2 separate regions of the Homo sapiens genome follow, and region 2 is linked to region 1. Evidence: chromatin contacts called from ENCODE Hi-C or POLR2A ChIA-PET data. All regions are on one chromosome and are shown on one strand. The core of a region is the stretch at or near the end of the contact, and the rest is flanking DNA. Distances in the headings are between cores, read along the strand shown.

Region 1 (6,729 bases), core at 3,298-5,797:
AAAGTCACCAGGTGAAAGTGATTTGCTGTTTGAAAAATGCAAATTAACCAAAAATCACAGACACCAAACCAGAATGGTGGTGTCCGCCTGGAGCTAGTGGCCAATGTGCTCCTGGGCACCCTGCCACCTCCCTGTGGCCCAGGCGCAGCCCAGAGCACCATGGCCAGCGTCACTGGGGCCGAGCGGCCAGCATGTGGGAGTGGGCGGTGCAGCCCACTGGGCTAAGCAGGCCTGGCCTATCTCCCAGGAGACACAGGGACCGGCACAACCTGTTCTGTGGCCTGAGGCCAGATAAGGATGGCCTTTGCTATGTGGGAAGATGGGGTCTGACACAGCCCTGGATACACCTCTCAGACCCCAGTCTTCTTGGGAGGACCCCAGGCAGAGAACAGCAGCACTGACCAGGCACGTATGGCCACAGCACTGCTCCAGGGGTAGGGGGCTTCCAGTGTCCTCTGGTCAGTACAACCAGGGGACAGAGTTGTCACAGGAAACAAAAGGGACAGCAAGAGCCACGTTCCCAAGCACCCAGAGTTCCCGGTCAGAACAAGAGCAGGGGAGAGGCCAGCGGGGCTTCCTCAGGCCTCCTGTCCCCACATACCACGGCCCCTGGTTACAGAGTAGAAAGTCAAGCGGGGGCTGGCTCAGGTCTGCCGCGCCGCCCCACCCACCCCAGCACACCCAGCCCAGCACGCCCCTCTGCAGGTCCTCAGCCCTGCCACAGGGCTCCCATCTCTATGGGCAGTTAATCATTAATGCTGTCTCCAGGGCTGCAGGCACACCCTGAGCCAGGCCAGACCCTGGCCCTCCTCAGCCCACAACCACCACCACCACCATTTAGGGAGTGCCTGCTGTGTTCACAGCACACACAGGCCCAGGACAAGCGGGGACTCCTCCTCCCCTACAGGAGCACATATAAATGTGCAGATGCTGGGGGCCTGCCCCGGGCACAGAACGGCCTATGTGTCCCACCCAGGGTACACAAAGGGGGCGGGGGCCTGCCCCGGGCACAGAACAGCCTGTGTGTCCCATCCAGGGCACAGAAAAGGGGCAGGGACCTGCCGGGGGCACAAAACAGGTACAGAGACCTGCCCCGGGCACAGGGCAAGGGGTGCCTGTTCAGACAGGCGGAGAGGGTGGTCTGCCTGGGGTCAGAAGGGGCTGCGAGTGGGGGTCTGCCCCAGGGGCCAGGGCTGGGGCCGAGAGTTGGTCCCAGTGTGTGTGGGGTCTGGGGTGAGGTAACAGGACTCCTGCAGGCAGGCTGCACCTCCCCGGCAAGTCTACACCTGTGTTTGGTTGTTTATACCACTGCAGTGTCCCGCGGGCACAAGCCAGCCTCTGGGGTTACAAGGGCTTCCTCCAACTCCTGAGCGTCCCATCCTCCAGCATCCCAGAGTAGGAAGAGCCCTCAAGACGCGGGTGGGGGCAGAGGGACTGTGAGCAAAGGCGGCAGAGCCAAGGGCAGGCTGTGCCTCTGGGCTGGGTCCTGGTGGCCACATCTCCCTCGGTGTCCCGTGTGGGTGGCCTCGCAGGGCAGCGCCCGCTCACTCTAAGGCCGGACAGGCGTGGCACCCAGTGCTCCTTGCTCTTGCTCTGCCTCAATGGGGAGCCTCAAGGTCCCCATCTGTGGAATGGGGGCATCCAGCCCTCCTCGTGGGTCATTTGAGGAGTAAATGAGTTGATGTCTGTGAAAGGCAGCTCAGAACACTGCCTGATGGAGAGAATGCTTACTGAACCAGTCACTACTATTGATATAATTATGAATTATCTGAACTTTGGGGAAAAACCACCATACTTTGGCAAAAAATGTAGACAACCAAGAGACACGTATGGGATGATCACGAGGTTATGACTTGTGCAGAAGCCCCGTACTTTCCCAGGCAGGCTCCGAAGGGCAGAGGAAGGGACATGAAACCACCCTGGGGTGCTGTGGCTGTGTTAACGCCACGCAGCAGCAGACTTGTCTCACTATGACCTGAGGGGCCAGCTGGTCTAAGCCGAAGTCACCAAAACCCACTGAACCCACTGCCTGCAGGCTGGGGGCACGTGACCCTGCCAGAGCAGGTGGACAGCCAGTCAGAGCCGCTGCGGGCAAAACACGTGGGCCTGGGATTGGCCCTGGATCTCCTGAGTACAGTTCATCTCCTCACTCAGATTCCTGACACACGCATCTGGGGCACTTTCTACACATCGAGCTCTTCCCGGCACCAGACCCCATAGGAGACACACAGGACAGCACAGTGTCTGCTCTCTTTCAGCTTACAAGTTCTTGTGGGAGACGAAAATGGAGAGCAAAGACATTCTAAAACAGCTTTGCAGAGTGGGGATGACAAAAAGAAGGTGGGCAACGTCGACGGGGGTGGGGGGCACCACTTCAGAGGAGTCTGAGGTGACGTTTTTGCAAAGACACAATGGCACCAAACATAAAGCAGACAGAGAACGGCAGGGTACAAGGGCTGACCCGCTCGGAGCAGTGAGGAAGCCGCGGTTAGGGACCCAGGAGGTGCAGGTGGGTGGCGACAGCTCTGGAAAGTGGGCATCCTCGTGGTCTCAGCTGCAGTGCAGGAGCCGAGCGCAGGGCCTGGCTTGCAGTATTGCTCAGTACACGTACAGTCTGTGTCATTATCACCACTGAGAGGGCAGAAGACAGCCCCAGGGCCATCCCGTCCCAGCACAGAGCAATGGCGTGTGCCAGCCCTGGAGCCATCTAATAATGTGCAGGACAGAGGATGGCCAGCCTGTGTGATGAGCCTGGCCACCACCCACCCCGTCCTGGGCCCACAGGAGCCCCAGCTCTGTCCGTGCACTTGGGACACGAAGCCCCAGCTCTGACTGTGCACTCGGGACACGATGCGGCACCTGTTCTGGGGCCACTTCCCTGGCCACCGGCCCTGACCCAAGGCTCTCTACAGTCCCCAGAGTTTGGATGAGAACTTGAAGAGGACTTGCTGCTTCAGGGGCCTGCAGTAGGCATCTCCCCTTTTCCCAAAGCTCAGCTTCTGAGACTGGGGGATCCCAGGCCATGGGCTCCCAAGCCCCTGGAAAAGTGAGAGGGGTTGGAAATGGGGTGATTCTGGGAGTCAAAGTCCAGCAGATGAGGGTCCCCCAAAGTAAGTGCTGCACGGGGCACACCTCGCTGGGCGGGTCTCGGCCCTGGTGCAGGGCAACTTGCTAGCATTCCTGCCCATGCCAGTCCTGGGGAGACAGCGCCTGCCCCAACTCTCAGACAGCATTTAATTTCCTTCTCTGCTCAGCTGAGTTCATGTAAGAGGAGCAGTATTTGCTCAGCAAATACTGTCCGTCAGCCAGACAAGCAATATTTTTGGCCAATCTATTAACCATGCAGCAGGCAGCAGTCACCAAGAGGGGTCTTGAGATTAACCCTCCTTCTCCCCTTCTCAGCAGAGCCCTCGAAGGGAGGAGGGAACGGGATGGCCCGCGGAGTATCCATTTTATCACCACCTCCCTAAGATCCAGCACTGCTCCCTAGCACGTCCTGAACCAGGCAGAGCGATATGCTGGCCACAGAAACACAACTGATAAAAGGCCGACGGTGCTGTCAGACAGCCCCCAATTTCGAAGCGTAGATTTTTTTGCCTCTGCAACTTAAAACGTCCCCAAACCCACCCGACGCTGCTGGGTCTTCCAGATGCGACGGTCTGGGCGAGCGGTGGGCACCCAGGGTCCCTGGAACGGGTACCAAGTGGCCGGGGCTTCCCTCAGGGCTGCCCACGGCGCGGGCGGTCGCAAGCCCAGGGGTCCCGGGATCGCCCGACGCGTCAACTCCGGGCCCCGTTCTCGCCTCAACGCCTGCGAAGCCGCACCCGTCCACCTACCTCCAGGGCCTCCAGGGTGCTGAAGCTGGCGATGGCGAAGCCGTCGATGACCTCCTCCTCCTGCGAGCTGGACTCGCGGCGGCGGCGGCGCGGGGGACGCGCGGTGCGGGGCGCGGGGGCGGCGCCTCGGGGGGGCGCGCCGCGGAGGCCCGCGTTCTCCTTGCCGGGGCTGGGCTCGGGCTCGTCGCCCGACGACGGACTCTGGGCGCGGGCGTCGCGGGCGGCCTCCCGGCGCCGGCCACGGTCCCGCTGCGCGCGCGAGCGCCGGCTCGGGCGGACCTTGGCCTCCATGGCCGCGCGTGCGCCCCGTCGGGCCGGTGACCTTGACGCCCCGCGCCTGGCTCGCAGCAGGCGGGCTCCCTCGGCTACGCGGCGCCGCCGGGCTGAGTGTGCGCCGCGCGGGCTCGGGCCCTGGGCGGCGGCGGGCGGCGGGCCGGGCCGGGCATGCCGGGCGCGGGGGGCGGCTCAGCCCCGGGCCCGGCGCGGCCTGGGACCCCCGGCGCGGGCGGCTGGGCGCATCGGCGGGGGCGGGCCCGGCGCTCAGCGGCCCTCGGCCGCCCCCCCGGGGGCGCGCCCCATGCGCGCGGCGCGGCGATCGGGCCGAGCGGGCGGGGCCGGGCGGGCGCGGCAGGCGGCAGGCGGGAGGCGGCCGGGCTCCTGGGCACCGGGCTCGTGAGGCGGCGGCGGCGCCCCGAACAGATAACAACTGACGCACTTCCGCCCGGCTGCGCTCGCCAGAGGAAGTGAGGGCCGCCGCGGGCGCCCGCGCGCCCCGCCCCGACCACGCCCCTGCCCCGCCCCGCTCATAAGGCTCCGCCCCCACCCCGCACACGCGGCCCGCCCCGCTCACAAGGCTCCGGCCCCTCCCCGCCCCATTCACGCAGGCCCCGCCCCCCGCAGGCTCCGCCCCCTCCCCGACCCGCTCACGCAGGCCCCGGCCCCGCCCCTCCCGGGCGCTCCCGCTAATTCAGGCCCCGCCCCACCCGCAGGTGCCCGCCCTTCGACCTCGCCCCCTAGCCGCGCCCCTCCCCGGCGCCCCGACCTCCGCTGCAGCCGGCGGTGATCCGCTCGGCTCCTTCCTGGGAGGGCGCTGGGATGCCGCGGCCCCTCCGTGGGCACCTGCGGGCGGCGCTCTCCAAGCGGGAGGCGGGGGCAGCGCCGCCCTCCTCTGCGGGACTGGGGTCCCCGGCCGCGGGCGGCTTCCGAGGAGGACGAGGGGCCTCCGGTCTCGCGGAACCGAAGTCCTGCCCTCGGCGAGCGTGGAAGGGACGGGGAAGGGGCGGGGAGGACCGGGGGAGGGTCCTCGGCCAGGCGGTGCCCCCTCCCCGCGTCCCCGCGGACCCTCCCAGGCCTCCTAGGATGCGGGAGGGGTCTGTCCGCGTCCCCGCCCCGCGCCACGTGCCCCCAAGTCCCACAAGAAGGCGGCTCCCGCCACCGAGACCCCCGGGAACGCGCCCAGCGAGGCGGGGGCTGCTGCCAGACACGGAGCGCAGTGTGGAGGGCGGCGCGGGCAGGAAGCGCACGGAGGCGGCTGCGGTTGCGAGGCAGGCGCGGGGCGAACTTCCTCCTCCACCCCCAGGACAGGCCGAGCTCGGAGGGGCCCGCCTGGTGGGGTTTTCTGAGCCCAGGGGCCCCTTGCGCGTGGGCACTGGAGTCATTGATTCATGCAGCGCGTATTTGCCAGATGCCTCCTGTGTCCAGGCTCTGTTGGTGACCCCGCAGCGGCTGAGATAGACTACCCTCTTAGAAGTGGGAGAGAGACCCTGAACACAGGGCCAAATAGAATATCAGCCAAGGATAATCTGAAGAAAATCGAACGGGGAGGTGTCACAGAGAGTGGGCATTGGGTGGTCCAGAGGGCCTCCCCGAGGAGTGACGACTCCGAGCCCCAGCAGTCATGGGCACCCTGTTTCAGGTCGGGGCTACACCCCTGCACAGGCCCTCGGAGAAGAATGGTGGTTTGCTGGAGGGCGGAGGGGAGGGTGCCCAAGACAGTGGTGGGACCCTGCCCTCGGTTGCCCTTAGTGGGAACGGGTCCTCGCCCACTCTGCGGGGTCCACTTTACCCTGCCTCTGGGAGAGCCTACTGGCGGCCTCTTGTGCAGGGCAGGAAGGGTGTGGTCCAGGCACCACTGGCTGTTTGCTGGGCTGAGGCAGTTGGGAAAGTAGCTCACTGGGGTGGGGGGACTTCCTGTTCACCCAGCCTCCTCCAGTCCACCCAGCCCGCTCTCTGGTTCCCTGTCAAAGCCTCCCCAGGGTGGGGGCAGGGTCCCCCTCCCCCTCTTCCCATTCCGGGTTTTGTTAAACCGTGGTTTCACCCTCCAGCATCCTCCCTTTTGATTTTTAAAAGCCTCATTAGGAAGACAGAAACGGACCCCGAGTAGTTTCTCCATGCACGCCTGCTCCCGAATTCCCCTCCCTGGACAGAAGGCCAGGAAATGTGGGCGAGGGTCACCCAGGTGGCATTTGAGGCTCTTGTTTAAATACAGGCCTCTTCCCAAGTAGCCTGGGAGTCCTCACCTGTTCCCCGAGGCTCCCAGAGGCCATCCCACCCTAGGCTGGGCCCAGAGGTCAGTCAGACTGCAAGGGGCATCCTGTGGGCACCCCCTCCCCCCCAGAAGAATTGCTTGGGAAGGTCTGAGGTTTTGGATTTGAAGTTTCTTTCTCTTTTTCTTTTTCTTTTTTTTTTTTTGAGACAGATCTCACTTTGTCACCCAGACTGGAGTGCAGTGGCGTGATCTTGGCTCACTGCAGCCTCCGTCTCCCGGGTTCAAGCCATTCTCTTGTCTCAGCCTCCCGAGTACCCAGGACTACAGGCCTATGCCACCATGTCTGACTAATGTTTTGTATTTTTAGTAGAGATGGGGTTTCGCCATGTTGGCCAAGCTAGTCTC
Region 2 (6,493 bases), core at 3,748-6,247, 400 kb before region 1:
GGTTAAGGTGGGGGGATACGAGAGGAAGACGCAAAGCAGGCCTTGGGTTGGGAAGAAGGGCGGCAATGAGATATGGCTGTAGTCCAGGAATAGTCAGGGAAGCAGATAATTTGGTTAAAATGTCTCGGCCTAATAAGGGAACTGGGCAAGTGGGGATAACTAAAAAAGAGTGCATAAAAGAATGTTGTCCAAGTTGGCACCAGAGTGGGGGAGTTTTGAGGGGTTTTGAAGCTTGGCCGTCAACACCCACAACAGTTATAGGGGCAAGGGAAACAGGCCCTTGAAAAGAAGGTAACGTGGAGTGGGTAGCCCCCGTATCGATTAAACAGGGGATGGACTTACCCGCCACTGTGAGAGTTACCCGAAGCTCAGCATCCATGATGGTCCAGGGGGCTTCCAGGGTGATCAGGCAGCGTCAGTCTTCAGCCGCTAAGCCAAGCAGATCTTGGAAGGAGTCAGTCAGAGAGTCTTGGGCTAGAGCTTTAGGGGCTCTAGGGGTGGCTGCCAGGCGAGCTGGGCAGTCTGATTTCCAGTGGGTCCCTGCACAGATGGGACACGGCTTGGGAGGAATCCCAGGCTATGGGCATTCCTTGGCTCAGTGGCCAGATTTCTGGCACTTGAAGCAAGATCCTGATGGAGGAAGTCTTGTAAGAATGCTTGACTGCTGTGGCTTAGGTGTGTGCGGCTTAGGCATTTTGAATTTCTTGTGTGCTGGAGGTGTGGCTGGGTTTTGTCTTACAGCAGAGGCAAGTAATTGTAACTCAGAAATGCGTTGCCGTCTGGCTGCCTCCTCTCTATTATTGTACACCTTGAAGGCAAGGTTGATTCATTCCTATTGTGGGGTTTGAGGGCCAGATTCTAATTTTTGAAGTTTTTTCCTAATGTCAGGAGTGGATTGGATGATAAAATGCATATTAAGAATAAGGCGGCCTTCTGGCCCTTCTGGGTCTAGGGCGGTAAAGTGTCTGAGTGTTGCTGCTAAGCAGGCCATGAACTGGGCTTGGTTTTCGTCTTTACCTTGGGTAGTTTCTTTAAGCTTGTCATAATTAACAGGTTTGTAAGCTGCCTTTTTAAGCCCTTCAACTAGGCAGGAAATCATGTAATCTTGCCTAGCTGTACCTGGGGAATCTGCCTGATAGTTCCATTGGGGATCCTCTCGGGGAACTGCTCTGATGCCTTCCTGGAGGTATGGCTCGTGAAGCCGGTGGTTATCAGCGTGAGATTGGGCTAGAGAAAAAACTCTTTCCCGTTCATCTGGGGAGAGGGTAGAAGTCAGGATGACATTTAGGTCACTCCAGGTTAACTTGTAGGACAAAGTTAGATATCGGAATTCCTGTATATGTTTAGTGGGGTCTGATGAGAAAGAGCCTAAATGTTGACTGATCTGAGAGAGGTCTGATAGAGAAAAAGGCACATGTACCCTGACTATGCCTTCAGCTCCAGCCACCTCTCTAAGAGGAAATTGTTGGGCAGGTGGGGAAGAGCTAGTCAAGGAACTAAACTGTAAGCCGGACCGGGTGTGAGGAGGGGAGGTGACAGAAAGATTATAGGGTGGAGGAGCGGAGGCTGAGGAAGAATTGGGACTTAGCTTGGCCTGGCGACGAGCAGCCTGGGGAGGAGGGGAGAGGTCAGATGGGTCTGTAGAAAAGGAAGACTGGAAAGACTCAGCGACGCTTGGGGTTGGGACTGAGGGAACAGGCAGGAGGGAGAGAAGGAGGATTTGGGAGGAATCGCATTGGGAACAGAGACTAGGGAGGGAACGAAGTGTGAAAAATGCCTGGATGTAAAGCACCTCAGATCATTTGCCTATTTTTTGACAAAAATTATTTAGGTCTTGTAGAATGGAGAAGTTGAAAGTGCCGTTTTCTGGCTATTTAGAGCCATTGTCAAGTTTGTATTGGGGCCAAGCGGTGTTGCAGAAGAAAACAAGGCGTTTAGGTTTTAGGTCAGGTGTGAGTTGAAGAGGTTTTAAGTTTTTGAGAACACAGGCTAATGGAGAAGAGGGAGGAATGGAGGGTGGAAGTTTGCCCATAGTGAAGGAGGCAAGCCCAGAGAAAAGAGAGGGTAGAGACATGGAGAGAAGGGGGTGGGGGGTGCTTGCCACCCAGGAAAGTGAAGAAGGGGTAGAGACACGGAGAGAAGGGGTTGGGGGGTTCTTGCCCCCCAAAAAAGCATTACTTGCCACTAAGGGTGAAGGACCAAGGCAGGCGTCCCTGCATGGTCAGACACCTCTGAAACGTGGGTGAATAATCAGGCAGGCGTCCCTGCGCGATTAAACACCAAGGGAAGACTGTCTTCCCGAGTCCATGACCGGCGCCGGAATTTTGGGTTCATGGATAAAACGCGTCTCCTTTGTCTCTACCAGAAAAGGAAAGGAACTGAAATTAAGAGTAGGGAGAGATTAAAGTGTGGCACCAAGATTGAAAGGAGAAAGAGGTTGAAGGATAGTGAGAGAGGTGGGAGAAGAGAGTGAAAAGAGGCCATTACCCGATTTAAAATTGGTGAGATGTTCCTTGGGCTGGTTGGTCTGAGGACCTGAGGTCGTAGGTGGATCTTTCTCACGGAGCAAAGAGTAGGACAGGGGATTGATCTCCCAAGGGAGGTCTCCCGATCCGAGTCACGGCACCAAATTTCACTCGCGTCCATGTGAAGAGACGATCAAACAGGCTTTGTGTGAGCAATAAAGTTTTTTACTCACCTGGGTGTAGGCGGGCTGAGTCCGAAAAGAGAGTCAGCAAAGGGCAGATAGGGGTAGTGGGGCCGTTTTATAAGATTTAAGTAGGTAAACGAAAATTACAGTCAAAGGGGGGTTGTTCTCTGGTGGGCAGGGGTGGGGGTCACAAGGTGCTCAATGAGGGAGCTTTTTGAGCCAGGATGAGCCAGGAGAAGGAATTTCACAAGGTAATGTCATCAGTTAAGGCAAGGACCGGCCATTTTCACTTCTTTTGTAGTGGAATGTCATCAGCTAAGGCAGGAACAGGCCATTTTCACTTCTTTTGTGATTCTTCAGTTACTTCAGGCCATCTAGGCATATATATACATGCAGGTCACAGGGGATGCGATGGCTTAGCTTAGGTTCAGAGGCCTGACATGATCCACCTGCCTCAGCCTCCCAAACTGCTGGGATTACAGACGTGAGCCACTGCGCCCAGCCGGTTTTACACCTTTTAGGGAGAAAGTTCATAGATGGATTCAAAGATTTTCTGATTGGCACTTGGTTGAAAGAGTTGTTATTATCTAAAGACCTGGAATCAATAGAAAGGATTGTCTGGGTTAAGCTAAGGGAGACAAAGTTTCTATTTTGTTATTTTTTTTTTGACAGGGTCTCTGTTGCCCAGGCTGGATTGCAGTGGCACAGACTGTGGTTTACCGCAGCCTTGTCCTCCCGGGCTCAAGGAATCTGCCCACCTCAGCCTCCTGAATAGCTGGGACTATAGGCATGTGCTGTCATCATGTCCAGCTAAGACGGGGTCTCCCCATGTTGCCCAGGATGGTCTGAATTCCTGGGCTCAAGCGATCCACCCACCTCGGCCTCCCAAAGTGCTAGGATTACAGGCTTGAGCACCACCACTCTGGCCATTCTAATGCAGATGCCGCTCCAGGCAGCAGGCTTCAGAGAGAATAGATGGTAAACTTTTCTTATCAGAGTTAAAAAGGTGCCAGAGTCTTACATTCTCTCCTGGATCAGGAAAAGATGTGGAAAAGGAAGGAGATTCTCTACAAAGTAGATTTCCCCCAGGAGACAGTTTTGCAGGGCTACGTAAAACTATGTTAAATAAATACATGTCAGGGTAAAATACTTCGTTTTCTTCCAGGGCCTGCTATTTGTCATGTGATGTATCTTAATGCTACAGACCGTTTGGTCAGCCTTAAGTTGTCTGTTTTAACGTCGACGCTGGTCAGTTATACCTGAATTCCAAAGGGAGGACAGTATAATGGGACATATCCAAACCCTGCTTCCCATCAGGGACTGAACTGGTTTTTCAGATTAACTTTGGCGTTGAGAGACTCAGTTCATTCAGTTGGTTGGGGAGGCTTACAATTTTATTTTTGGTTTACAAGGTATAGATAACTATGCCTATACCTATATATACAAATGTTTATATATGTATATATGTGTGTATATATGGTTTGTTTTACACAAATGGATGCCTACTTTATTTATTTTGGTAGCGATGAGGTCTCAGGCTAATCTCGAACTCCTGGGCTCGAGATCCTCCTGCCTAGGCCTTCCAAAGCACTTAGATTACAGGCGTAAGTCACTGCGCCCGGTCCTGCTTCACCCTCTTAAAACCGCCCTTGGGGGCTCCTCATGAGTGCAGACATTGGCGCGTTCCTCCAAACCGCACAGACTCCCCCTGCGTGGACGCGTCTCGCCGTCTTTACTCCTCTTTCGCCGACCTTTCACTTTCAGGGAATACCCTCTGGCGCCCTTCTCTGGAGCACACACGTGAACGCCGCCGGATTCCAAGAAGTGAGATACTGAGGCAAAAGTTACGCGCGTTCAGAACAGGAAGACCCCGCAAAACGCCGGCCAAGACGTGGCCCCGCGTCCACCCTGCCCACAAGCAGCCGCTCCCACTCGCGGACCGCGCCCTGTGCCTCAGACTTCGGATCTGTGTGATCCACTGTGTGCAACTGTACCCGAAAGGGTCCCCACGTGCACTACCTCGTGACAACTAAGATGGACCGTCTTCTACTCCTAGGAGTCATCCCCAGATTAGCGGGGCTCTCAGAATCCTTGGGGCTTCCAATCCGGAAGTTCCCCGTCCCTTCTGCCCCAACATAACATGGCGCCGACCGCAGCCACTTCCGTGATCCGCAGGCGACGAAGTCGCCTGGTCAGGATCAAAGATGGCCGAGCGCCCTCCACGCGCCTACTCTCGCGGGCCACTCCCGGCTCCGCTTTAGCTGCCGCTCTTGGTGAGCGCCGCCGCCAGCCAATCGCGGGGCGCAGAGGCCTCTGGCCCCGCCCCGCGGATCAGCTGAGGGAGCCGCAATGTCTCTTGACAGCGGCGGCGGCGCAGCCGGTTCCGGGTTCGGCGCGGGGCGGGGGTAAGCGCGGCTGGCGAGGGGGCTGCGGCGGGCGGCGAAGGGGGACCTGGTTGCGGCCGTGGGAGGGGGCGCCCGCCGGCGTCCAGGCCGGGCTGCGGGGCTGCGTGGGCGCGGGCGGCCGGGCCGGGGCCCGCGGGGTGGGGCGGGCGCCGAGTCTCGGCCTCTGGGGTCGGGAGTCTCCATGGGCGTTTCCGGGGTCTCCGCAGATGTGAATCCCGATGGAGCGGCCCGAGGAAGGCAAGCAGTCGCCGCCGCCGCAGCCCTGGGGACGGCTCCTGCGTCTGGGCGCGGAGGAGGGCGAGCCGCACGTCCTCCTGAGGAAGCGGGAGTGGACCATCGGGCGGAGACGAGGTGCGGGGCTGAGGCCGGGGCCGGGGGCCGGGGCCGGGCAGAGCCACCGGGTTGCGGGCAGGCCACACGGGCGGCGGTGCAGTGTGCGCTCCAGATTTTTCCGTGGAGTGAAATGTCATGTAAGAACTGGTATTTATTCGGTGTTCTGCCCACCGATTCTTGCGCATGATTCACGCACATCATTTAGCCTTCGTTACAACTGTATAAGTTAGTTGTGTTCATATACTCTCCAGAATGCAATATTGTCACGTTCGTTGCCGTACAGAGTATCTTTTCTGACTGTAATGGAACGAAATTAAAAATAATAGAAGGAAAAGTGGAAAATTCACAGATATGTGGACATGAAACACCACACTCTTAAAGCAACCGGTGGGTCAAATAAGTCTTTACAACGGGGACCTTGTTTTGAGACAAATGAAACAAAAATAGAATACACCAAAAGGTATTTAGGATGCAGCCAAGGCAGTACTCAGAGGGAAATTTATAGCTGTAGTGCTTATATTAAAAAAGATCTCAAGTCCCAGCCCCTAGAATATTTATTTATTTAATAAACCTGGAAAGCTAAAAACTTGAACAAAGTCATACAACGGGTGAGAGAAAGTTCCCTCAGCCTCCACATTCACTGCCTCCAGTCTCCCAAGTGACCATCTGGTTGTTTGATTTCCTCTGAAGCCTTTGTATGGGGAGAGAAATGCGCTGGTCCTGTCAACAAAAATGTTTAGTTTGTCTGAAAATTAATGAATTAGCTCCGACATTATACTCTAAAAAGGAGCGAGGATGGGAAATATTTGCTGTTTGGAAGCAATTTTTTTTTTTTTTTTGGTTAATTTCACCCCTTATAATGTGCTTGCACCTGGTTTTTTTTGTTTTTTTGTTTGTTTTTTTGAGATAAGAGTCTTGCTCTGTGGCCCAGACTGGGGTGCAGTGGTGTGATCTCAGCTCACTGCACCCTCTGCCTCCCGGTTCAAGTGATTCTCCCGCCTCAGCCTCGGAGTAGCTGGGACTACAGGCGTGCGCCACCATGCCTGGCTAATTTTTGTATTTTTAGTAGAGATGAGCTTTCGCCATATTGCCCAGGCTGGTCTTG

The links. Hi-C counts contacts between places; a loop is a spot of excess contacts on that map. ChIA-PET counts read pairs that join two places held with the same protein, here RNA polymerase II (POLR2A). Pooled maps may share reads with other maps.
Region 2: a loop to region 1 is called in a pooled map, with 17 times the contacts of the local background. The contact joins the promoter of CHFR here to the promoter of FBRSL1 in region 1. A Hi-C loop is called at or near these places in 1 of 37 single-sample maps with no recorded cell type and 7 of 50 pooled maps. POLR2A ChIA-PET finds 5 or more read pairs at or near these places in 1 of 52 experiments (activated CD4-positive, alpha-beta T cell).

Annotation. Positions count from the first base shown.
Region 1 is chr12:132,487,969-132,494,697 of GRCh38, reverse strand. FBRSL1 (fibrosin like 1) reads right to left here and starts at 4,547. Exons shown (of 19, transcript NM_001367871.1): 1 at 3,837-4,547. The coding sequence starts at 4,127. RefSeq lists enhancers at 2,113-2,182, 2,896-3,459, 5,457-5,586 and silencers at 4,617-5,066, 5,197-5,266.
Region 2 is chr12:132,886,109-132,892,601 of GRCh38, reverse strand. CHFR (checkpoint with forkhead and ring finger domains) reads left to right here and starts at 4,997. Exons shown (of 18, transcript NM_001161346.2): 1 at 4,997-5,055; 2 at 5,262-5,406. The coding sequence starts at 5,274. CHFR-DT (CHFR divergent transcript) reads right to left here and starts at 4,760. Exons shown (of 2, transcript NR_110919.1): 1 at 4,670-4,760; 2 at 4,031-4,482. RefSeq lists enhancers at 2,601-3,401, 3,402-4,204, 4,541-4,950 and a silencer at 5,021-5,140.